Regions from separate parts of the Homo sapiens genome. Here regions 1, 2, 3 and 5 are each linked to region 4. Evidence: chromatin loops called from intact Hi-C (ENCODE). Cell type or tissue: A673. All regions are shown on one strand. Region 1 has its middle 94 kb from the start of PRNP. Region 2 has its middle 79 kb from the start of PRNP. Region 3 overlaps LINC01433 (long intergenic non-protein coding RNA 1433). Region 4 has its middle 41 kb from the start of SMOX. Region 5 holds the start of PRND (prion like protein doppel).

Region 1 (5,000 bases), 480 kb before region 4:
TGAATTTACTAAAATATATGTTTATAATGGACCTCATTTTATGCCAATGTACACAAAGTAGACTTCAATTTGTATCACAGCTGGGTTTAGGAGAAGCTGCATAAAAACTGAACTTTTATAAATTTAATGCCTTCTCCCCATTGATTTACATTACAATGTCAGATGCTTTGATTTCCTTTTTGAAGCTTTTTAGTAAAAGGTGAAAAGAGTGACACATTAGCAACAAAAATCTCTTTAAATGGCTAATGATCCATCAGAAGCTTTTCAATTGCTTTAGGTTCACTTTTAATGGAATCCTTTTCTAATATGTGTATTTATAGCTCCTATTCTCAAGACCCAGTCATCAAACCCTTCCACGTGTGAATAATTATCCATCTAATTACAATCACGTAATCCTGTTATCAGCCAGACTTGTTCTCATGTTATCGTTGATAAAGTGCCCATGAAGGTGATGTGAGGAGCCAAGCTCTTTGTGTCCTTCTGTGTGCCCAGGAGATGGGCAGAAAAATATGCAATTTCTCATGTTTTCAGTTTATGTTTTACCATGAGTTTGAAGGAATCTTCCTTGTGAAGCCTCAGTCTTTGCAATGATGGTTTACATTCTGAGCATCCTGTGGAAGGAACAGACTGTTCCAGCACCAGGAGGGGATCCGTCCAACCCGGGCAGAAGGATGGTGAATAAGGAATGTCAAGGAGCAGATTCCTACCCTTGAAGGAAGATTCACTTGAAAGTAATTTACTAAGGGGTAGGCCTCAGGAAAACCCAGGGAGTGAGGAATTGGGACTGGGAAGGGAAGGAGGCCAGGCGAGAGTGCAGAGTGGAGCTGCAGTGTGGCTCCTGCTTCCCCAACCACCTGTCATGATGAAGATCTGCCCTCGGGGGCTGTGATGGTTACTTTTATGTGCCAACTTGGCTGGGTCGCAGGTTGTCTGGATGTTTAGTCAAACATTCTGAGTGTTTCTGTGATAGGGTGTTTTTAGATGAGATTAACATTTAAATCAGTAAGGCTGATTGACCTCTGCAATGTGGGTGGGCCTTGTCCAATCCGCTCAAGGCCTGAATAGAACAATAATGTGGAACGTCCTCCAATTAAGAGGGAATTTCTCCTTCCCGACTACCTTCAAGTTGGGACATCAACTTGCTTCTTGCCTTTGGACTTGGACTGAAACATTGGCTCTTGAGCCTGGCAGCTTTAGGACTGGAACCAACCATGGGATCTCCTGGCTTGCCAATGCAGATCTTGGGACTTGTCAGCCTTCATGATCATGAGGCAATCCCTTATAATAAATCGATTTCTCTCTCTCATATATATATATGTACACACACATATATATGTATACACACACATGCATACATACATATACGTATATATACACACACGCATATGTATACATGTATATATGTAATCCCATAAGTTCTGTTTCTCTGGGGAACTCTAATATAGGTAAATACGTCCCCTGATCCCTGGCACTTCCAGGCTGCTGCATGTGGTCCAGGGAGGCTCCAGCAGCCTGGGACAGCCCTGCAACAGAGAAGCAAGAAGATGCTGGCTGTCTCCCCACAGAGAAGGCACGCAGAGGACAGGGGCACAGGAAGAAGGAGGGGCACCGAGGGAATGTGTGGAGGCACGGGTCTGCTACACACGTAGTAACTCACTAACCTTACACCAAATCAGGACGCAGATACTACAGTTATCCCCGTTTCATAGATGAGGAACCCGAGCATGAGGAGAGTCAGCAAGCCGTGGAGCTAACTCAGATCTTGACCGCTGCTTTGGAGGAAAGTTGTGAAATATCCTGCTGGGCTAGAGGTAAAGGGAGGAATAAGCAGTCATCAACACCCCTACGAGGCTGAGTTAATTCAAGGAGTCGAGCAAAAGAGGCAAGGGGAGGGGTAGCTGACAGCTGGGGGCAGAGGAGAAATGCTTGGACAGGGGATGCCGGGGAGAGCGGAGGACTCTGTCGCGCTGACCAGGGCATTCCCCAGCGTGGACTGCAGAAGGACTGCAGCAGAGACGATCTCTGCAGACAGGTCCTTTTCCTCACTGCCCTCAAACACCCAGCGTGGGCTGCTGCCCGCCGGGCCTAGGCTGGAACCAACCACAGGCTTCTCCGAGGACGCGAGGGTCTCAGCCGGCGGCGTTCCCGGCGTGGCCGCGAGAGGGCGCGCCAGCCTCGGGCACCGCCGGGGTCGCGTCCTCCGCGGGAAGCCTGGCAGCCGCGCGTCCACTCCAGGCTGCCTTGGGGAGGGGGTGCCCCGGGGCATTTCCTCAGAGCCCTCCAGCTCCGCCTCACTTTAGAGCACCGCCGCCCCTTTCTGCCCCCTTTCCCAGGTGGCAGCGTATGGGCGCGATTTAGACGGTATGGGACGTTGCCCTGCCCGCCACCCCCTGCCCTCATAGCCTAGTGCAAAGTCTGAAAAAGAAACTGGCCTTGGTGGGTCCTGAAAGATTGCAAATCTGGATAAGTAAACAAAATCTGAAGGCAGCCTCTTAAGTTTAAACCTGGGCCTTGCTTCTGTTTGCTTTGGCTTGAAAACGTTTGGGGGTGGGGCTAGGCGTCAAGATGGAGTGACTGTACCAGCATACCACATTAAAGGGACTGTGCGGTTCCTCCACACAACGGGAGGGTCCTTCCGCACGGAATACAACACCCCCACTATCGAAAGCAAGCCCCTCTTGAGGGCCACCTCCTCCAGGAAGCCCCCGCCCGCAGGAGGACCCTCTGAATGTTGGCATTACTGGCCTGCCCACTGGTCCCTCTGCCCATCCCAGGAGCAACGCCCTGGGAATGCCCCTGGCAGGGGCCAGTTCCTGTCTGTACCCGAGACCCTGAGCTCTTGCAAATTAGAGATGGTTATTCTTTCCCTACTAGGAATTGTAGGCTGGAGTCTACATAGAGTAAGAGAAGAAGGCCAATCACCGACCTGGAATTCCTAGCACCCCTTTGACCCGGCCTTCAGGTCAGAGCTGGCTGCGGGTAGATGGGCCATGGGGGAGATGGGCTTGAAACAATAATGCATAGGCCGTGGGGAAAAGGGAGAGAGAAATTAATGTCCCTTCCAGGTACTCTCCTGGACTGTAGAATGAATGTCTACAGAAGAGTATATGGTCTTATGGGGAAACTGAAGTCCAGAAAGGAGAATATTCCCAGCCAGGATCACACAAGCAATCAAACACCATTCAGATACAGTTAAATCGACTGGACCAACAATCCAAAGGTTTCCGTCCTGGAAGCTGTGTTGCTTTGGGCAACTTGTTTACACCACGGAGGCCTTCATTTCTGAATGTGTGAAACGGTGAAGTTCTGCGGTGTGCAGTGTAAAATGGGGCGGGTGTGTGTGTGCAAAAGCAACAACCCAGGTGTGCAGACCTGCCTCTGCCAGAGTGACCCTTCCCCTAACAGCATCTAACCCAAGAATGGGAGAATTGCTTGCTATGGAGAAATCTAAATATCACACATCAAACCCATAGGAAACATTAGAAAATATATAGTCATCTGCCTTGAAGGGCAGATACGTGAACTTTTTAACCCAGAGCAGTTGCTACCCAGCTAGCTTTGAAATTTACTGCTTTTGGTCAAAATATGCTCTTCAGCTAGTGCTTTCTTCTAGCTGGTTGTCTTCCTGCCTGCCCTGTGTCATAAAAAATGGGGGGCCCTTACTGCTTTATCAAGGGGAAGTCAAGACTGGGACTTCTAGTCCACAAGAAGAGAGGCACCACTGCTGCCTTCGCACAGGTTAACTTGGAAGACAAAGGAGCTTTGGCTAAGCTGGTGGAAACTATCAGGACCAATTACAGCGACAGATACGATGAGATCTGCTGTCACTGGGGAGGTAATGTCCTGGGTCCCAAGTCTGTGGCTCGCATCACCAAGCTAAAAAAGGCGAAGGCTAAAGAACTTGCGACTAAACTGGGTTAAATGTACGCTGTTGAGTTTTCTGTACATAAAAATAATTAAAATAATAGAAATTTTCCTTAAAAAAAGAAAATATATGGTCATCTCAATAAATCCTGAGCATAATCAATTACAACTCAGTCATCATTACTGAGAGGAAACTCATTGTAAACCAGGAGCAGAGGACCACTGCCTAGGACCATCAATGTACTTATACTGACTATTATAACAGCATTCTACTATAATCACAGTGAATGCCATTCCTGACATTTAAACAATAAAGGCATTGCTTTAGTCCCTTCGGGCTGCGATAATGAAATACCATCAACTGGGTAGCTTGTAAACAACAGAAATTTATTTCTTTCAGTTCTGAAGCCTGCAAAGTCCAAGATCAAGGCACTGGCAGATTCGGTGTCTGACAAGGAAGTCTCCTCCTTCCCCATGGATGGTACCTTCTTGCTGTGTCCTCTCATGTGGCAGGGGATAGCCGGCTCTCTGGGGTCTCTTTTATAAGAGCACTTATCCCAATCATGAGGGCTCCTCATGACCTAAGTATCTCCCAAAGGCCCCATCTCCTAATACTATCACCTTGGGGGTTAGGATTTCAACATTTAGATCACAGCAGGCATTCTCACTAAAACAAAAACCAGAAGGCAGAGTACTCTTTTAATTTGAAAATTTGGGAGTTCTGGTCATTTTAATAAGAAATGTTAGGAATAATATTTTTTAACACTTGGAAAAGAAGAGGATTTTTTAAAAAACACTGTCATTATTTGAAGATGTTATAATTTAACACAAGAAACGAAAAAAATCAATTGCAAATGCCGTGTTAAAAATGAGATTGTAAATTAGGTGGTTGGATACAAAAGCAATATCTTAGAAAAGTGTTTTTCTATGTGCCAACAATTATAACCTGGAAAGTAGAAAGGAAAATCTTCATTTGTAACAATAACAAAGTATGAAAAGCCTAAGCAAAAATGTAACCAAAAATGAGTAGGAACTCCAATTCTTTTTTAATGAAAAGTTTCACTGAGAAACTAGCTTGAAAAAAAAAACTTTAATAAGTACAACATCAAATTATGGTCCTGGTTAGGAAACCGCAA
Region 2 (5,000 bases), 500 kb before region 4:
GACCTCCAGCGGAAGCCAAGAGCCCCTTATGTTAATGGGAGGAGGAAATGGGCCAGGGCCAGAGGCTGCCAGCCTTCCACACAGGCCCAGGGAGGTGTGCTTTGAGACCAGCCTTTCTTCCCTCTGTTGTGGCCTGAGAAGTGTTGGGGGAGGAGGGTGCCAACTGGTGGAGGGAATTTCTCAGCTGCTAGGGATGGCTGGGCTACTTCCTGCCAAGGTCCTTTCTTCTTCTCTATTTCCCCAGCTATAGGGGACCCCACCACTGACTTCATTCTTCAAACTTTCTTTGAACAGGGATGCGCTTTGTAAGCCCTGCAGAACAACAGTAGTCCCGGTAGTTCTTGCAGTCAGGAGACCTGCACCTGCCCCAGGTGTCGGACTTTGAGGTTCCTAACTGGCGTTTCCCCCAGGGTGCGAGGGGCCCATCAGCCCAGAGCACATCTGGCCAGAGCTTGCCCTCTTCCTTCTGCCCCTGCTCTGGGTGCCTGGGATGCTAGAATTCCCAGCCCCAAAGCCTTAAGCATGCTTTCCAGGACCTGCCATGGCTGCCTCCCAGGGCCTGTCCTCCCAAGGGGCCAGCACTATCCTTGTGCACAGCCCTCGGCCCGAGGGGGCCCAAGGGTCAGCGTTCTTGTGGAGGGTGTGGATAGAGCTGGGATGTGCAAATTGGGGTATCTTTTGTGCGGTGCCCCTCAGAGGTTGGATGAGGGAAGTGGGCAGCTGGGGGCTTCTCCCCGGGCTGCCGTGTCCTGGTGTGGAATTCTGAGAGTCCAGCAGCCTTGCAGGGCTTCATGAGGGTGTATTTGTTAATGGAGGAGGATAGACATGTTTTATTTAATAGTCTGTTAGGTGTGTTTATCATTGTAATTATCTAGATATGTGGTAACTGCTCACTGATCATCTCGCCCTGTGCCCTGTCCATGTCAGGAGGGGCCCTGCCTGCAACCTCCTCACCAGGCTAGACTGTGATGGTTCCAGGCATGATTTTGAATGTGTTTCTTCACCTTAGAGCCTGCAATATGGTGATAGGGAATCCTTTCTTAGAAGAACAAACCTGCATGATGAGCTCGGTAAGTGATAGTTTGGTCAACCTTCCTAGCTCCTCCATCACTCCCTTGTACAGCACCTTTGTTGGAGGGCCAGGAATACAGACTTGTGTGTGTGTGTGTACGTGTGTGTGTGCATGTGTGTGTGCACATGCATGTGTGTGTGTATGCATGCATGTATGAGTGTGAACAGTTTCCCCCACTTTCGCCTAGGAACCCATTGTGTGTGCTCACATGGTGATAAGCCCTTGTGAAATCTCTAGAAATCCTCATCCAGCCTCAGGCTTAGATTCCAACTTGCCGGAGGACCCTGACCAAACCACAGTACAGTAAGCATCATGACAATTGCCACATCACCCCTATCTCCACCCTGTCACCAGCCTCCCCACCTCCACTGCCCCTACCTCAGACATTGCCACCACCCTCACCACTGTCATGACAAATTCCACATCATTAACAAAGAACTATTTGGGCATCTACTTTGTGCCAGACACTGTTCTAAGCACTTGGGGTACTCCACTGAACAAAATAGACGATGCCCCTGTAGAGCTTAGATTTTAGGGGGAAAGTGGGGAGACACAATAAGCCATAATAAATAAGGAAATTAAAATGTTAGAACTTGTTAAATGCTATGGAAAGAAGTAGAGAATGGTAAGAAGGATGGGGAGGTGAGGCCAGTGGGCAGGCTGCAGTTTCATACAGGTTGGTCAGGGACATTTGAATCAAAACGTGAAGGAGGTGAGAGAGGTGGCTGTGCTAGTCCACACCATTTACTGAGTGCTTTTTGCACACTCACAGTTTTTTTTTTTTTTCCCTCTCAGTCCCACAGGCTGCAACCTCCACCTCCCAGATTCAAGCGATTCTTGTGCCTCAGCCTCCCGAGTGGCTGGGATTACAAGCTCGCACCATATCCGGCTAATTTTTGTATTTTTAGTATTTTAGTAGAGATGGGGTTTCTCCGTGTTGGCCAGGCGCCTCTTAACTCCTGACCTCAAGTAATCCGCCCGCCTCTGCCTCCCACAGTGCTGGGATTACAGGCGCGAGCCACCTCACCCGGCGATACACCCACAGTTTTATGAAGAGGCCTCTGAAATAGACTGAAATGGCAAAGACTAAACTCCTTCAAGAGCGTTTTAACTCAGGCTCTAATCCGGTTAACATTTCATGGTGCTACTGAGAAGCATCGCCAGGTTTCTTTTACAATGCTGCCCCCTAGTGTTGAGTAAAAGCAGTGCAGGGTCAACACATTCCAAAGTGGTCAGGAATTCAAGATCCCACCGTGGGTGAGAATTACCCACCCACTCCCAGACAGTAGCACAGTAAATGTTCCAAAACACGGAAAAAAAAAATCATGACACAAACATGTTTTAAGTTAAAAAATCGGCCAAGGCCAAAAGTAAAAGGTACGGGACCAATCTGAGAATCTCACAATTGGCAAAAATATAAAATTGTATTTTATTAATCAGATTAATATTTTATGTGGATTAGTGATATTTATATATTTTAACCAAATAGAGTTTATAGTTTGGATGCAAGGAAAATTATCATCATGGTCACATTAAGAAAACCCAGAAAGGGCTGCTCTGCTGATGGAGTAGTCATTCTTTTATTCCTTTACTTCCCAATAAACTTGCTTTCATTTAAAAAAGCGAAAAGAATGAAAACCAAAAAGAACTGCCCTGTAGGCCGGGTGCAGTGGCTCATGCCTGTAATTCGAGCACTTTGGGAGGCCGAGGTGGGCGGATTACTTGAGGCCAGGAGTTTGAGACCAGTCTGGCCAACATGGTGAAACCCCATCTCTACTAAAAAGACAAAAATTAGCTGGGCATGGTGGCATGTGCCTGTAGTCCCAGCTACTCGAGAGGCTGAGGTGGGAGAATCGCTTGTACCCGGGAGGTGGAGGTTGCAGTGAGCCGAGATCGTGCCATTGCACTCCAGCCTGGGAGACAAGAGCAAAACTCCATCTCAAGAAAACTAAAACAAAAACAAACAAACAAAACAAAACAAAACAAACCCTATACTGTTAATGAGAATGGAAGGAATTATCACTTACTGCACATTTGCTGTGTGTCAAGTACTGTGTTGGTGCCTTCCATTCATTCCTTCTCAATTAAACTTTACAGTGTTCTAGAAGGGACGTATTATCACATTTTACCTGAAGCTCAAAGAGATTATGAATATCTTATGGTTGGTAGATGGGTACTGAAGCTCTAATTAACTAAATGTTATCTAGTCCCAAACCTAAAGTTCTCGTAAAACAGGTGTGATGAGCCTGCACAACACAGCAAGACCCCATATTTACAAAAATTTAGAAACATTAGCCAGGCAAGGTGGCGTGTTCCTGTAGTCCCAGCTATTCAGGAGACTGAAGGGGGAGGATCACATGAGGCCATGCACCACTGCACTCCAGCCTGTGCAACAGAGCAAGAACCTGTCTGAAAAAACAAGAAAAACAAATAGGTGTGATGGATTCTTCCTTAACCAGATAGAAAGTATGTCTTTTAAACCAAGAACCAACCTGCTACCCAATGTGGAGCTGGACACATCCTTAGTGGTATAAAATACATCCATCTCCACCCAGACATGAGCATCGCGTTTAATGGGAAAACATTAGAAGCATCTTCATATAAGTTTGGGATGAGAAAAGCCATCCACTACCACTGTACTGTTTAATATTCTAAAGGTCGATGCAATTAACCAAAAAAGAATGATTTTAGGAGTTTAAAAATTAGAAAAGAGGAGGAAAATCATCAACATCTGAGATGGTGTTACAATTGTGTACCCAGAAAATCCAAGAAAATAAAATGAAAAAATATTACACATAGCAAGGTAATCAGTAAAGTGGCAAGTACAAAATTAACATATGGAACAAAATAGCTTTCAAATAGCAACTAGTTAGAAGATACAGTGGAAGAAGAGGCCCCATTTACCATACCGGTAAAAAAGATGGAAGATATAGGCTTACATTTAATGTGAAAAGCGATTTGCCTAAGACTTCAAAAATGCTTCTGAGAAGTCAGAGACTTGGACAAAGGGAAAGGCAGACCCTGTTCTTGGATGGGAAAACTCAATACCATCAAAATCTCCCCAAGTTAATTTAAAAATTTAGGGTGACTAACAAAAAAATCAATAGAAACTTGATTTGGAGGAGCTAGATTCATTGCTTTTAAAGTTTCCATGGAAAAAATAAACATTCAGGAATAGCTTCGTGGTGACTACAATTAACGTCTTGTATATTTAAAAACTGCTAAGAGAGTAAGCTTCAAATGTTATCACCACAAAAATGAGAAATATGTGAAGTGATGGATATGTTGATTAGCTTGATTTAATCGTTTCAGTGTATACGTACATCAAAGCATCACATTGTACCTCATGAATATGTACAATTATTATTTGTTATTTAAAAAAAGAATAACTAGGAAACCTCTAGGGAGAATAATGAAGGACAGAACAATGCTACCAAATATTAGAATATGTTACAAAATTATAATGATTTAAACAGATTAGACAGATCGATGGAAGGTATTTGCAAAAGAAAGTTAAGGAATCAGACCCAATGCACATGGAATTTTACTACATAATAGAGGTGGAGTTTTAAATCAATAGGGGAAAAATAAGGATCATTGAAATCCGGGGATTTGGAGAATTGAGAGGCCACTTGGAAAAATGTGGAATTAGAGCTATACCTTTTATATTACACTAAAATTAATCCTGGATGGGTCAGACTTAATCTAAAAAGGAGTCTAAAAAGGGAACTCATAAAAGTGATAGAAGCAAGAGAGAATTCTTTTATAACCTCAGAGGCACAAAGGCCTTTCAAAGTATGATACAAAGCCCAGAAGCCATAAAAAATGATGGATTGGTTCCAAGCACCAGAGATAAGTGAGAAGCAAAAAGGACAAATAAAGATGTGTGCAAAATAAGAGGATGGCCCCGTTAACATGATTTTCAGTA
Region 3 (5,000 bases), 88 kb before region 4:
TGTGCTGGCTGCCTGGTATCTGTGGTGGCCCCAAGAACCTTCCAAAGATGCTTTGATAGAAATGAGGGCTGCAGAACCCCCAGAGGCCAGCTGTGGTGAGATTAACTAGAAGGAGGCTCAGGTGAATTTTCTCAGGGAGAAGAGAACTAAGATGCATAATGACTCAGTGTCAATAGCCTTGGAGGAGAACCAGGGAGAAATCTACACTTCCTGCTAGTGTGGAATGTGGGAGCTTGGAGCCATTATACCTTGAACTCCCAAAGCTAAACCACTCCTACTCTGTGACCCGTCCGTTCTTCTCCTAGGTATAGATCCAATAGAAATGCATATATAGGCCGGGCACGGTGGCTCACGCCTGTAATCCCAGCACTTTGAGAGGCCGAGGCAGGCATATCACTTGAGGTCAGGAGTTCGAGACTAGCCTGGCCATCATGGTGAAACCCAGTCTCTACTAAAAATACAAAAATTAGCTGGGCATGGTGGTGGGCACCCATTATCCCAGCTGCTCGGGAGGCTGTGGCAGGAGAATTGCTTGAACCCGGGAGGCAGAGGTTGCAGTGAGCCAAGATTGCACCACTGCAGTCCAGCCTGGGCGACAGAGCAAGACTCCATCTCAAAAAAGAAAAGAAAAAAAAAAAAAGAAATGCACATATATATACACATATACGTATATTCACCAGAAGACTAATACTAGAATGTTGGTAGCTGCACTGTTTTTTGTTTTGTTTTGTTTTTTGTTTTTTTAGACAGAGTCTCCCTCTGTCGCGCAGACTGGAGTGCAGTGGCGTGATCTCTGCTTACTGCGATCTCCGCCTCCAGGGTTCAAGCAATTACTCTGCCTCAGCCTCCTGAGTAGCTGGGACTACAAGCACATGCCACCACACCCAGCTAATTTCTGTATTTTTAGTAGAGACAGGGTTTCACCATATTGGCCAGGCTGGTCTTGAACTCCTGACCTCGTGATCGGCCCACCTCAGCCTCCCAAAGTGCTGGGATTACAGGCATGAGCCACCGCACTCAGCTAGCTACACTGCTTTTAATAGCCAAAAACTTGAAACAATTCCAGTGTCCATCACCAGGAGAAACGATACACAAATCATGGCATATCACACAATGGAATATGATCAAGCAGTAAGCGTGAACAAATGCTTGCTACATGAAACAACATGGATGGACCTCACAGACACAAGCTAAAGAAACCAAATAAAGAAACCAGGTAAGATAAAGAAACCAAATGGGTCATGTTTACATGAAGTACAAAAATGGGCACAAGTTAAACTAAAGCATTAGAAGTCAACATAATGGTAGCCCTTGGGAGGAGAGGGCCTGTGGCAGGAGGAACAAAGGGATACTTCTGTTTCCTGATCTGGGTGCCAGTTACATAGGTAGGTTCAAAATTTATAAAGCTGTACACTCGTGATCCATGTATTTTTATTTATTTATTATTTATTTTTGACACGGAATGGCACAACCTCGGCTCACCGCAACCTCTGCCTCTCGGATTCAATCCATTCTCCTGCCTCAGCCTCCCAAGTAGCTGGGATTACAGGCATGCGCCACCGTGCCTGGCTAATTATTTTTCTATTTAGTAGAGATGGGGTTTTACCATGGGTCAGTCTGTTCTCAAACTCCTGACCTCAGGTGATCCACTCGCCTCCACCTCCCAAAGTGCTGGGATTACAGGCATGAACCACCACACCCAGCCTCGTGATCAGTGTATTATTGTACACAATTATACTTCCAATAAATATGTTTACTAATTTTTTAAATAAGACCTTATTTTGTTCCCATTAGGAAGCCAGATTTAACAGGACACATAAGATATATCCACACCTGTGACTTATTCCTCACACCCACATTACTTAATCCACACACACAACTATTACAAATACAACCCGTAAGTCCAGCTTTCCTTAGGGAACAAACTAAGCACACATTTCTTATTTATTTACTGAACTTGTGTCTTAAAGCATAGTGAAGCTTTTCTTTTTTTAAGCACGTAGCCTGGCATACAAAAGGAAATCATTAAAAGTCTGATAGATGAACAAAAGAATGAACAATTGAACAAAAGTAAATATCTCATCTCGGGGGCCACCAGCCCTCTTTTTTTTTTTTTTTTTTTTTTTTTTTTTTTTTTTTTTTTTGAGGCAGAGTTTCGCTCTTTTTGCCCAGGCTGGAGTGCAATGGCACAATCTCGGCTCACTGCAACCTCCACCTCCCGGGTTCGAGTGATTCTCCTGCCTCTGCCTCCCGAGTAGCTGGGATTACAGGCATGCGCCACCATGCCCGGCTAATTTTGTATTTTTAGTAGAGACGAGGGTTTCCCCATCTTGGTTAGGCTGGCCTCGAACTCCTCAGGTGATCTGCCCGCCTCAGCCTCCCAAAGGGCTGGGATTACAGGCGTGAGCCACCGCGCCCAGCCAACAAGCCCTCTTTATAATGTTAAGAATGAAAAATAAATGATACTGTAGAATATTATAATCTTATTTTATTCACTTATTCAACAGTAATTAAAGGCACTCCCATGATTTTATGTTGTTTGTTTTAATTCAGAAAAGCTCACGGAGAATCCAGGACACACATTTTCTCGGTGCAGCAAGAGGGCTGTGTCCCCATCTGGGCGGCAGATGGCACCAGAGGATGTGGATCAGCCCTTGAGGTTGTCCTTGCTTCCAGAGATCCTGGAAGCCGGGGTACCCCCTACCCTGCCCAGCCACAGTGAGAAGGGGAGCCAGTCCAGCCCTTCCCATGTCTCCATCTGCAGCCTGAAGAACCTCACCAACAACCGCTAGTGCATGACAGTGAGGATGCCGCCAGAGCAAGTGTAGAAAATGCTGCTGTGCAGCTTGACTGAAGGAGAGGCCCAGGAAGGTGGTTCCCGAGGAAGGTGGCTGATGGGAAAGACATGAGCATAGTGAAATGTGGGTAGAAAGGATGAAGTAGAATGATAGGGGACGGAAAGGACGAGGCGACGTCCCTGCACTTGAGGCATGGGAAGCACAGGTGGAGGGTCAGCCTAGGAGAGGCAGAAGCCTTACCTGCCACTGTCTGCAGGGAAGCTCCAAAGGACAGGCATGAAGGCTGGTGAGCTTGTCGATGGGTGAGGAAGTTGCCTCCAGGTGGCTTCTATTTTGTCTATGAAGCAAGAGACCAAATTGCCTATTGACAAATGATGGTGGAGAGGGGTGTCCTCCGGATTTCCACCATTTATCTTGGCTTCTTCAATCCCTTGCTTATTCATTCTGCAAATATTTATTGATAACCTATTATGCTAGGCACTATTTTGGACTCATTGGACGTGCAGAAGTGAACATAGAACTTACATTCGGGGTTGAGGGAAAATAAATAAACACATAAACATCAAAACCAAAAACATCGGGGAAAGAGAAGGACTATGAAGAAACAGGCAGGATGAGAGAGCAGAGAGTGCGGGAGGCTGTGGAAACAAGGTGCTCAAGGAAGTCTTTTGCTCAGGAAGTCTTCCCAAAGAAGTGACATCTGAGTAGAGATCTGAAGGCAGCAGCAAAGAGCCTTGCAAATATCTGGGGTACGGGGGCATTTCAGTTAAGGAGGACAGCCAGGGTAAAGGGAAGGAGAGGGTGGAGAGGAGGTGCGACCCAGGGAGACAGATCACATAGGATGTTGGAAATCACCTTTGATCGTTAGCATGATGGTTGTTACTAAGAACCAGGGAAGTGGCGTGGCTGGATTTATATTTTGAAAGGATCATGCTGCTGCTGTGTAGAGGACAGGCTAAAAGGGACAGTCGTGGAAAAAGGAACCCCACTTAGGAGGCTGTTGCAGCCATACACAGCAGAGATGTGAGGAGCGGTGAAGGAGGCTCAAAGTCATCAGACTCAGGATGTGTTTTGTAGGGAGAGCCAACAAGATTTGCTGATTGCAAATCTGATGATCAGATGTGGAATATGAAAGAAAAAGGAGTTGATGATGGCCCAGGTGTTTGCCCTGGGCCAAATGGTGGTACCACTTACTCAAATGTGGAAGACCAAGGGTAGATTAGATTTAGGAAGAAGCAGAATTTCTGCTTTAAATATGTTAAGTCCCTGGAAAGATTCTGCAGGCAGTGTTGTTATTTGCTTTGCTTCGGCCAGCAGGTGTGGCTCTGTTTTTTTCCAGCAGCAACTGATGGTGGCCCAGCCGTAGCTGTAGACTGAATGCTGATTGGAATTGTGTCAATTGGCTTTAACAAAACAGGGGGTAAGAGAGTTGAGGGTATTAGAAAGAGACCCAGTGAAATGACAGACCAAATGTAAAACTCCAGTCCTGGAACCAATTTTAATTAGTTTGAACTGATCAGAAGTGACAGAAGCCTAACCCAAACTAATTTGAGCAAAAGAGGAGGAACCAATGGCTCAAGTAACAGAAAGCACACCCAAGTAGCTCATAGAAGAGAAGAAAGAGCTTCAAGGCATAATAAAGTGGCCACATGACCTTGAACTGGGGATGAAAGACAGCTGTGTAACCCCATGTGCCCCATGTATGGGAGTGGGATGGTAGCAGATCTAAGACAAAAGGGAGTAGCTGGGACTACAGTGAAATGGAGAGGGAATACCCAATCCAACGCATTGAAATTGCACAAACACAGAGTTTGCAGAAATAAAATGTGCCTAACACTTTGCATTCTCTGAGAGAGATCCAGGCTTTGAACGTTCTGGCAAAATCGGTGTTAAACAATCACCGCTAGAATCATGGGAAGTGAGAAGACTTTTGTACCTACCAGTCTCAAGCTGAACAGTATGAAACAGGGCAGTGAACGACCCCCTTTTTTAATATTAAATACATAACACAAGATTAGATGTCCTGGCTGCCACCTTAGTAGAGCAACAACTCTGCCTGCGTGTTGATGGCTTGATTGTCCTACACAAATAAGGAGTCTCAACAAACAGCCCAGCCAGTCATTATAAAGAATACAGCCTTCTGTAACTCTACCATTAAGTTTGGCAGACCACTAATTAGACAGGCAATTCTCAAGAACTGAA
Region 4 (5,000 bases):
CAGGCAAGGCAAACACTGCAATAGAGTAAGGACAAGCTCAGGGCCAGCCAGGCCATAGGCAGAAAATGCCCCATCAACTGCCAGGACTCCAGGGGCCTGGAGAACCCAGAGGAATTTCAGGAGGCCCTGAAGTTAGGCCAGCTGGACAGAGGGCCCTGAGCTTCACCCATCTCCGAAAACAACAATTGTCCTGAGCTGAGTAAAGAGGCTCGTTTTGTCTTTGTGTCCTTGATCTGGGCAGCTCCAGGGCTCCTCACTGGTGCAAGGAAAGGAGGTGATCCTGTCTCGCTAAGAGCTCAGGCTGCAGGCAGAGCTGGCTTCAAGAGTGCACAGCCTGTGCAGCAGTGCAGGGCCCCGTGCTTAGTTGAATTCTCTTCTGTTGTTGCCTTGAAATTCTTCCTAACTTTTGGACGAGGAGCCCTCCATTTTCATTTTGCACAGGGCTCTTTGCCAGTCCTGACTGCAGCTTGCCACCTATTTCAATACGAGGAAATGGGAGAGGGCAATGCTGAAGCCAGGGGTTTCATGCACAGACAGTATGACAGTCTGGCAGGGAGATATTTAGGCTGGTTGGGCGGGGGGCATTTTTGGAGCCCCTTACATCAAGTCACATAGATAAATGCCTACTGCATCCAAGGGCCAGATTAGCCCCACACAGAACATGAAGATAAAGGGCAGAGAAACCCCCAGGAAGCAACCACAAGAAAGAGTGGGGTCCTGATGACAGTGACTTTGGACAAGGTCTATGCCCCTCACCCACCCACCCAGGAAAGTGCAGGTCCCTCTGGCCCTGCAGGCTGCAGGCTGAGGGGCTGAGTCACCTCCAGGTCCCCAGCTTGAGATGGTCCAGGTTCTCAGAGGCTATGAAGAACTCACTGCCCTGCCAAGGTGCCAGGGTTACTGGCAGCCCCAGGCTCCTGGTGTCCTCTTACATCCTATGACATCAATTCAGGCGTCTCAGGTGCCGGCCTGGGTGGCAGAGCAGAGAGCCACCATGTGAGCCAGGCCCACGTCTTTCATCTACTGCCCAGTATTCCTGATACGGCTACTCCTGTGGGTAGGCGAGTTACAGAGACAGCACCCCAACAGCACCCCAACATCTGAGGCCCCCTTCTACGCAGGGTACTAACAAGGCCTCCCAACAGTGCCATGAGGTAGGCATTATTATCATCCCCAATTTACAGAGATTTATGGCCCTGGTACCACAGTGGATACCAGCAGCCAGAGAAAGCCCCAGGCAAAGACACACAGGTTCTGGCAGATGGAAGCCACGAAGTCAGAGGATTGGTGGGACTCAGACAGCACCTACTACACCCGGCACGGAGATGGGCCTGTGGGCAACTGCCTCTTGCACTTGGCAGTGCAGATGGGGAAGCAGAGTTGCTGCATATCAGGCACCTACTGTTTGCATGATCCTAGGCTAAAATCTCTTTATACATGAGGTCTCCGACTCTCATAACCGCCCCATGAGAAAAGTCTTATTAACTGCTCCCATTTCATAGATGAGGGGCTCAAAATGATGTATCTTGCCCACATCACGCCCAGACGGTAAATGGCAGGGCTGAAATTCGAACCCAGGTGGGTCCGACCCCAGGGAACGTACAGAGACAGAGAGAGAGGAGCCCGTGCAAGATGCACCTGGCAGGAGATACTGCTCAGCAAATGAAGGACCTTTCATGTCCTAGGGAGCTGCTGAAGAATTCTGAACCAGTGACACCATCAGGTATGAGGTTTCCAGAGGTCATGCAGGGTATGTGGGGAGAACTGAAGGGGGCTTACAGCAACACTGGAGGCCGGAAGGGCAGTGAGAGGCTTTTGCAATTTGCGGGTGCTTTTCATCAGCCATGGTTACCTTGTGGTCCTGTGCTGTCCCCAAGCGGTAGTTCGGCAGAATTGATTCCTTCACTGAGGACCTTCTTGTTCAGCCTGGAGCACGCATTAGAATCAGCGGGAGGGTTTATTAACACAGAGGTATGGGGTGGGCCCAAGAATGTGCCTTTCTAACGAGTTTCCAGGTGATGCTGATGGTCTGGAGACCACAGTTTGAAAACCACAGGCTTAATTGCTTTCAAGGGGCCACGCAATCAGGCTGCCTCGTGGGGAGAAGGCGGTTACAGAGGATCCTGGCCTCAGAGCTGTGACCTCAGAAGGGAGGCGCCTGAAGCAAGTAGGGAAGGCTTCTGAGGGCATGGGGTCCGAGAACCATTAGGACTCAAAGGAGCCAAATTTCAGGGGAGGCAGGAGCTTGGGGAAACCTGTAAAGTGGCTGCCCCGCTTTCATACGTCATTTCTGCATCTTAAACAATAGAAAGCAGGCTGGGTGCCAGGCGCAGTAGCTCATGCCTGTAATCCCAGCACTTTGGGAGGCCAAGGCAGTGGATCACTTGAGGTCAGGAGTTCGAGACCAGCCTGGCCAACATGGTGAAACCCCGTTTCTACTAAAAATACAAAATTTAGCTGGGCATGGTGGCACGTGCCTGTCATCCCAGCTACTCAGGAGGCTGAAACAGGAGAATCACTTGAGGGAGGCGGAGGTTGCAGTGAGCTGTGATCACGCCACTGTACTCCAGACTGGGTGACAGAGCAAGACTCTATCAGAAAGAATGAGAGAGAGAGAGAGAGAGAGAGAAAGGAAGAAAACAAACAGGCTGGGTTTGGTGGTGCACGCCTGCAATCTTAGCGACTCAGGAGACCAAGCAGGAGGATCGCTTGAGGACATGAGTTCGAAGCTGCAGTGAGCTATGGTCATGCCACTGCACTCTAGCCTGGGTGACAGAGCAAGATGCTGTCTCTAAATAACAATAATAGTAGTAGTAAAAAGCATTTTCTATTAGTGTTCTAAGCACTTTACGTGTCTTAATTCAATCAACTCTACAAGTTTGCGAAGGAATAAATTCTGATATTATCCTCCAGTTAGGGGCTGATTTATGTCCCCCTCCAAATTCATGTATTGGAGTCCTGACCCCAGTCCCTCAGAATGTGACTGTATTGGAAGATAGGGTCTTTGGAGAGGTAATTAAGATGAGGCTGCTAGGATGGGCCCTAATACAATATGACTGGTGTACTTCTAAGAAGAGGAAATTTGGACACAGACACAGACAGAGGGAAGATCCTGTGAGGACACAGGGAGAAGGTGGCCGCCTATCGGCCAAGGAGAAAGGCCTCCAACAAACCAGCCCTGAGACACCTTGAGCTCAGACTCCCAGCCTCCAGAACTGTGAGTAGATACATTTCTGTTGTTTAAGCAGTCCATTCTGTTGTACTGTGTTCTGGCAGCCCTAGCAAACTGATACACCCTCATGTTACAGGTAAGGAAACTGAGGCACACAGGGGTTAAATAATGGGCCCAGTTGCTTCTTGAACTCAAGTAGTCTGAGTAGTAATTAGTTCCCTCCCTGAGGGCTCTATAGATCTGGGGCCGACGTCTGGTTGAGACCCACACCAAACGCCACACAGTAAGAGTTGCTCCCCCAAGCCTAGCATCAGTCATAGCTTATGCTGCAACAAAGACACACAATTCAGTGGGACATAATTTAGGTCCAAGCCATGTTTTGTTTTGTTTTGTTTTGAGTCGGAGTCTCACTCTGTCGCCCAGGCTGGAGTACGATGGCATGATCTTGGCTCACTGCAACCTCCGCCTCCTGGGTTCAAGCAATTCTCCTGCCTCAGCCTTTCAAGTAGCTGGGATTACAGGCGCCTGCCACCAGGCCCGGCTAATTTTTGTATTTTTAATAGAGACGGGGTTTCACCGTATTGGTCAGGCTGGTCATGAAAACCTGACCTCGTTATCTGCCCACCTCAGCCTCCCAAAGTGCTGGGATTACAAGTGTGAGCCACCATGCCTGGCCCCAAGCCAAGGTTTTTTGTGGGTTTTTTCTTTCTTTTCTTTTTGAGACAGGGTCTCACTCTGTTGCCCAGGCTGGAGTGCAGTGGCATGATCTCAGCTCACTGTAGCCTCGATCTCCTGGGCTCAAGCAATCCTCTCACTTCAGCCTCTAGAGTAGCTGGGACTGCAGGCAAGCCACCATCCCTGGCTAATTTTTACATTTTTTGTGGAGTTGGGGTCTTGCCATCTTGCCCAGGCTGGTCTTGAACTCCTGGGCTCACCCAGCACTGGGAACTCCTGCCTCAGCCTTCCAAAGTGCTGGGATTACAGGTGTGAGCCACCATGGCTGGCCTTTTTTTGAGCCAGTAGGCGCTGTGCTGCTCCCAATCGTGAGTGAGTGAGTCTTGCTCTCAGCCCTTCTCCTCTGCTGCCTTTCCCCCGCACCACCACAGAGCAAGAGCTTCTCAATCTCCTTGGACTATGAAGATGGTTAGCCAAACTCATCTTCTCTCCCTATGCGCTTCCTACTTCCATCCCCTCTGCCCCACTGCAGCGCCTGAGAGGGTTTTCTCTGGCCCTCTTCAGCCTCATCCCTCCCCTGCCTAAAGCCTTAAGGATGCAATATTTTTTTTTTTTTAAAGACAGAATCTCGCTTTATGCCCCATGCTGGAGTACAGTGGTGCAATCTCGGCTCACTGCAAACTCCGCCTCCCGGGTTCAAGTGCTTCTTCTGCCTCAGCCTCCCGAGTAGCTGGGATTACAGGCACCGACCACCATGCCCACCTAATTTTTGTATTTTTAGTAGAGACAGGGTTTCACCATGTTGGCCAGGCTGGTCTCAAACTCATGATATCAGGTGATCCACCCACCTCGGCCTCCTAAAGTGCTGGGATTACAGGCGTGAGCCACCGCGCCTGGCCAAGGTTGCAACTTTTAAATGCCCATTGCAGATGTCATGACACACACTCTTCGATACCCCAACACATGTGGTCATCCCACAGAGGCACAATGGACCCCAACAGTTGGCACAGCAAGCAGGGCATGTGGGCAGTGACCGTGATGGCAGGGGTCTCTCTTCCCTCGCTTTGGCTTGTGAACTGGCTCTGCTGCCTGCTGGCGACCTGCCCTCTGCGCCTCTGCCCGCTGATTCGTTTGTGTTTGGAGCTGTGCTGCT
Region 5 (5,000 bases), 610 kb before region 4:
AATTTCGGAGAAAACGAGATGAAAGGGAAGACAGGAGGGCCTGGGGGAACACCAGGAGGGTCCCGGGTCAAGGTGGCCCTGGGACATCCGAAGGGCTGCCACTGATGTCATGGAAAAGCCCCTCACCCCACACCTTAAGGTTGCCTGTCACATTCGGCTCCTGAATCTACAATAGCCATCAAGGAAATCCACTTCCCAAGGCCGACTGTCAGGGCATTCTAGCACCTGGGTCTTTGCCTGTGTGGATTAGGGAAATGGAAGGAGTTCCCATACCGGAGCTTGCCTAAGCTGTCTCCTAGGCAAAGACTTACTGTGAGGCCATGGGGCCCCAGAGCTGGAGGAGGCTGACAGGGAGCTTGTTTCGCCCCTCACACACCCTCCACCACCCTGCTGCAGCTTCCCTAAAAGTGGCTAATGTTCCTCTGATAAAATGTTCAACTCTGATGCCACATTGCTCCTTATATTAAAAAAAAAAGGCAAAACACAGCTGAAGTGATCTCTAGAAGCACATCCAGTCATCTCTAGAAGCCTGCAAAGAGGCCTCACTGACCTTTCCTTGCTTGTAGACATCGCCTCGTCTTTGTCCCAGGGTGGCTATGAGCATCTGGACCCCCTCACCCCACTCTCTCTGCCTCCTGAGCACAGTGAACTCAGACTGACTTTCTCCAAAGAGATCCAAGCATGAAGCAAATATTCATTAGTCTCCTAAATAGGGCCATACTCCACATCATTCCTTTTTTAAGGAGAAATCTTAAATAAGATTAATGGCATAATAGATCATTTCAGGTGAGTCAAATAAAAAAAATAAAAGCACAGCATTCTTGAGAAAGAGATTAGTTTTCATAGGCAGAAGCTTAAAGGCAAAACAAAATCCCAACCCACAAACCCTAAAGTAGCATTTTATTATAGCACCAACTTAGAGAAAGGCAAGCCCAGTGATGACTGGGTATCCTCGCAAGTCTACCCTGAACTTGGGACCCATCCCCAGGTGTGGGAGTAAAGAAATCATTGCATGATTTTCAATCTGGGATCGAGCCTTGATAAGAAACCAGCAGTCCTGACCACAGAAGTGGCCCCCCACGTACCTTGGCTCTCTCTGGAGTGTGCCTCTGGAGCCTCGAGCTGCACAGTCCCCCAGCACACCCTCTTGGCAGCCAGGTCCGCCCAGCTATATAGGAGCTGCCGGGGGAGGTGGCATTCCTGCAGGTCTCCAAATAAGGCAGCCCTTCCCTCCCCGGCAGACCAATCAGGGCTTCCTGGACCACTCCTTCATCCTGAGAAGGATGGACCTTCTCATCACACTTTACTAAGGAAACCACGTGAAAATCTTGATGAAGTTCAGCAAGGCTTCAGAGGTGCCTTTTAGAATTGGAATGAGATGTGTTAGAAGGAAAATGCTTTTCCCATCAATATCTATGACAGATGTGGCTTCAACAAGCCTCGCTGGACATGCATAGTGTCCTGTACCTAAAGGCCGGCCTTGGACAGCAAAGCAGTCTTTGCTGACAGCCTCTGTGGGGAGGTTCAGCTCAAAAAGAGGGCAAGCGTTCACCTGGACCACCACGCCCTGAGGATGGGACCAACAGGGTGTGTGTGTGGTGGTGGGGGGGGGGGGCGCCGGGGGGCGGTTACACTTTCATCGGGTAGTGGGAAAACAGAACTGGTAGGTATGGGGTGGAAGACACGTGAGAAGACTTCCTGGCATGTTGGGCGAGGAATGCTTGAAGGACTGAATTAGCCCAAAGGCCAATAAGTTAAAGATCTGCGGGAACCCCGGGAGCAGAGACACATTGACACGCAGCCAGTCCCCTGGACAGGTGGTGCGGGCTGAGGGCGAGTTCTGCAGAGTGCCTTCTCCTCTACATGGTGTCCGAGCGCTGCGCAGAAGGGGCTGGAGGTGCATTCCTGGGCTTTCCAAAGCAAGAGACTCATTGGTATTGGGTGACCATTTTGGGCCTTATACAGAAGGGACTTGCTCAGGTGTCCCTGTTACAGTTAGTACTGCAAGGCAAAGTCAAAAGTGAATATGGGAGCAAGTATGGGGCCAGATTTTCCTGTAAACAGAATGCGATTTTTATGCTGAATGTGACCCCGTCAGTGTTCACGGTGGATTTGCGTCAGAGCAATTTTGCAAACCAAATTAAACGGTTGTTATCGAGAAGGACAGCAGATAGCGCCAGAGAGCTGACAAAGACCGCAGCCGGTCGGTGGGAAACCCGGGCTTCTGGGCTCTGGGTGGATTTGGGGCCTCCGGTTGGGCCTTTCTTTCTCCTCTGACTTTAACATTTGTTTCACTTCCCCACTTTTTTTTTTTTAAGAACTTTTCTATTTCCTTTCTAGAACCACAGACTTTTTGTGCTTCTGAATACACACAAAACAGAAACACAGTAGTGTAATCTTAGTACAGACTGTTTGCAAAATGGAGATGAAAAAATCAAAATCTCCTAATAGTTCAGTACCCAGAGACAAATGTCAGGACAATTTTGTTTCACATATAGATACTTAGGGCCACAGTGTTTAGAGCTAGAAAGGACTCAGAATTCTGTGGTCCAGCTCCTTTGCATGGTGAGCTCACAGGCCCAGATAGGCTCAAGGTCACCCAGCCAGGCCGGCAGTGCAGCCTCGGCAGGCTCGTTGTCCCATTGTGAACTCTGTGCACTATCCCCCTGCCTGTTCCCACTAGACACAATCATCTCCAACCCCCTCCACCCCTCTTCTTCCTATTCCCTTTCTAAGCAGGACTTTACCCAGAGAATGGTGGGAGGTTGGTTTAGAGCTGACGTGGCAGCAGATTCCTCTTGTTAGTGAACAAAAGGCTGTTTACAAAGGCACAGAGGAATGGGGAAGACTGAAATTGCTACAGAAGCAGGGAGGAGCTCTGGAAGCTGCAAACAAGGCAAGAAAACAATAAGCAGATGTGGAGAATGTGGAGCCGACCCAATGCTGCCTCGCATCCTCCCTCCCTGCCTGTAAAGATCGACAAACAGACCAAGGAATTAGTGTGAGAACATTCATTTCTTCAAAAGAACTGAGAGACCAGGGCCAAGTGAATTACACTATGTTACATAAAGTGGATTATATTATATAGTCTGGGAAATAGAACTGTGTGTAGATCATCTTTGAGAAAGCAGGAAGAATGAGATGGAGACCACAGATCTGGGTGTTCTATGATGCAGGGGTCTATGACATAGTTCTCTAGATCGCGTAAATAATAGAAAATTATGCCAGTTTCTAAAAACGCAACAGGGAATGGCTGAATTCTAGAATGCATGAATGGGTCATTATTTGATCAATTTCCAGCTTTGATTAGACCTTGGACCAGTTTGAGAGCATTTATAGGTGAATACAGTGATCGTTTGGATATAACCTAGCAGGCCAAATTAACTATACCAGGGAGATTACTGTTTGGCAAGATTACCAACCATATTTGTGCCAGGAAAAGAAGAACACAAGAAGGATAAGCCAGGTTCCATTGCTGGCCCATGGCCTAATGGTAGAGAAATCGCTGAAATGTGATTTGGAAAATAATACTTATTTAGCTGTGTAGCTACCTAAACAGCTGTTACAGTCTGAATGCTTGTGTCCCTCAACAACTCATATGTTGAAATTCTCACCCCCGAGGTAATGGTAATGGAGGTGGATCTTTGGGAGGTGATTAGGTCATATGGGTGAAGCCCTTATGATTGGGATTAGTGCCCTTATAATAGAGGCCTGAGAGTACTCCCTTGTCCCTTCTGCCATGTGGGCACACAGTGAAAGATGGCCATCTATGAACCACAAAGTGGGTTCTCACCAGACACCCAATCTGCTGGCACCTTGATCTTGGACTTGCCAGCCTCCAGAACAGTGAGAAATAAATGTGTGGTGTTTATAAGCCACCCAGTTTATGATATTTTATTATAGCAACCTGAATGGACTAAGACAATAGACATACTTAATTTTTTCTTTTTATTCAAGTCTGAGATCCACACAAAGGTGCACATATTTGCAATGTCCAGCATTATGGTTTTTTTTTTTTTTTAGATGGAGTCTCACTCTGTCACCCAGGCTGGAGTGCGGTGGCGCCATCTCGGCTCACTGCAACCCCCGGCTTCCAGGTTCAAGCGATTCTCCTGCCTCAGCCTCCCGAGTAGCTGAGACCACAGGCATGGGCTACCACACTCGGCCAATTTTTTGTATTTTTAGTAGAGATGGGGTTTCACCGTGTTAGCCAGGATGGTCTGGATCTCCTGATCTCGTGATCCACCCGCCTCGGCCTCCCAAAGTGCTGGGATTACAGGCATGAGCCACCACACCCGGCCCAGCATTATGTATTTTTACAAACCAAATACACCATTGTAACCTGCACCTAGATTAGGAAACTGAGCATGACAGCACACTCCAAGCTCCTCATGGCCTCTTCACGCCACAATTCCCTCCCCTATGCTGACCACTTTTCTGAGTCCCATGCCATAGATTAGTTTTGCCTGGTTTTGTATTTCATATACATAGAATTATATAGAATATAATCTTCTGTGTCTGTGTTTTGCTCGAATTACGTATTTGAGGTTCACCCACATTGTGTGTAGTTATAGATCATTCATTCCATTGTAAGAATATTCCACAACCTACTTATCCATTTCCCTGTTGATGGACATTTGGGCGGTTTCTCATTTGGGATCTTATGAATAGTGTTGTCATGAATATTCCTGCATGTTCTTCTTGGTGCCCATATTTCTGTTGAATATATACTCAGGAGTAGATTTGCTGGGTCATAGAATATGCCTATTTTTCAGCTTTTACTATTTTAGAATTTGGACTATGGCTTTTTTAAAATCTTAAATTCACCCTCCTTTACGGTTTGCCCACTCTTCTGCTCCCAAACCCAGCCGCGAGTCTCCATGTGGTTCCTTTGCCACTTGGCACAGAGCCTATTACTGTAGTCACCGGAGCCTCCCATTCACACATTCTGCTGAGCTCATAGAAGTTGAAGGACTGTGTTTCATTCACATGTGTTTGCC

Evidence for each region. A loop is a pair of places that touch in the nucleus more often than their neighbours do. Peaks named below come from ENCODE experiments on the same cell type or tissue, not always from the same donor. Only the 100,000 strongest peaks of a DNase experiment are listed, where the experiment ranks them.
Region 1: it touches region 4 in a loop (9-fold over the local background); 68 of 110 quality-filtered maps call a loop at or near these places.
Region 2: a loop joins it to region 4, with 8 times the contacts of the local background. A loop is called at or near these places in 68 of 110 quality-filtered maps.
Region 3: a loop joins it to region 4, with 7 times the contacts of the local background. A loop is called at or near these places in 10 of 110 quality-filtered maps.
Region 5: it touches region 4 in a loop (9-fold over the local background); 15 of 110 quality-filtered maps call a loop at or near these places.

The regions. Positions count from the first base shown.
Region 1 is chr20:4,589,914-4,594,913 of GRCh38, reverse strand. It overlaps the pseudogene RPL7AP12. Among named protein-coding and RNA genes, the nearest start is that of PRNP, 94 kb to the left of the region's middle. RefSeq lists a silencer at 2,052-2,201. In A673, a CTCF peak has its summit at 2,136 (motif pointing right); DNase peaks (open chromatin) are centred at 2,213 and 2,433; H3K4me3 peaks cover 355 bases; H3K27ac peaks cover 1,946 bases.
Region 2 is chr20:4,604,683-4,609,682 of GRCh38, reverse strand. No RefSeq gene overlaps it. Among named protein-coding and RNA genes, the nearest start is that of PRNP, 79 kb to the left of the region's middle. In A673, a CTCF peak has its summit at 2,284 (motif pointing left); a DNase peak (open chromatin) is centred at 2,212.
Region 3 is chr20:4,193,417-4,198,416 of GRCh38, reverse strand. LINC01433 (long intergenic non-protein coding RNA 1433) reads right to left here. Exons shown (of 3, transcript NR_033917.1): 2 at 3,039-3,135; 3 at 2,464-2,891. Among named protein-coding and RNA genes, the nearest start is that of LINC01433, 2.8 kb to the right of the region's middle. RefSeq lists a silencer at 3,000-3,181. In A673, a CTCF peak has its summit at 2,607 (motif pointing right); a DNase peak (open chromatin) is centred at 2,626.
Region 4 is chr20:4,105,686-4,110,685 of GRCh38, reverse strand. No RefSeq gene overlaps it. Among named protein-coding and RNA genes, the nearest start is that of SMOX, 41 kb to the left of the region's middle. RefSeq lists enhancers at 1-389, 723-1,274, 1,275-1,827. In A673, a CTCF peak has its summit at 1,891; a DNase peak (open chromatin) is centred at 1,865; H3K27ac peaks cover 883 bases.
Region 5 is chr20:4,718,055-4,723,054 of GRCh38, reverse strand. It overlaps PRND (prion like protein doppel), which reads right to left and starts at 1,146. Exons shown (of 2, transcript NM_012409.4): 1 at 1,086-1,146. RefSeq lists an enhancer at 2,224-2,443. In A673, a CTCF peak has its summit at 2,163; a DNase peak (open chromatin) is centred at 2,194; H3K27ac peaks cover 750 bases.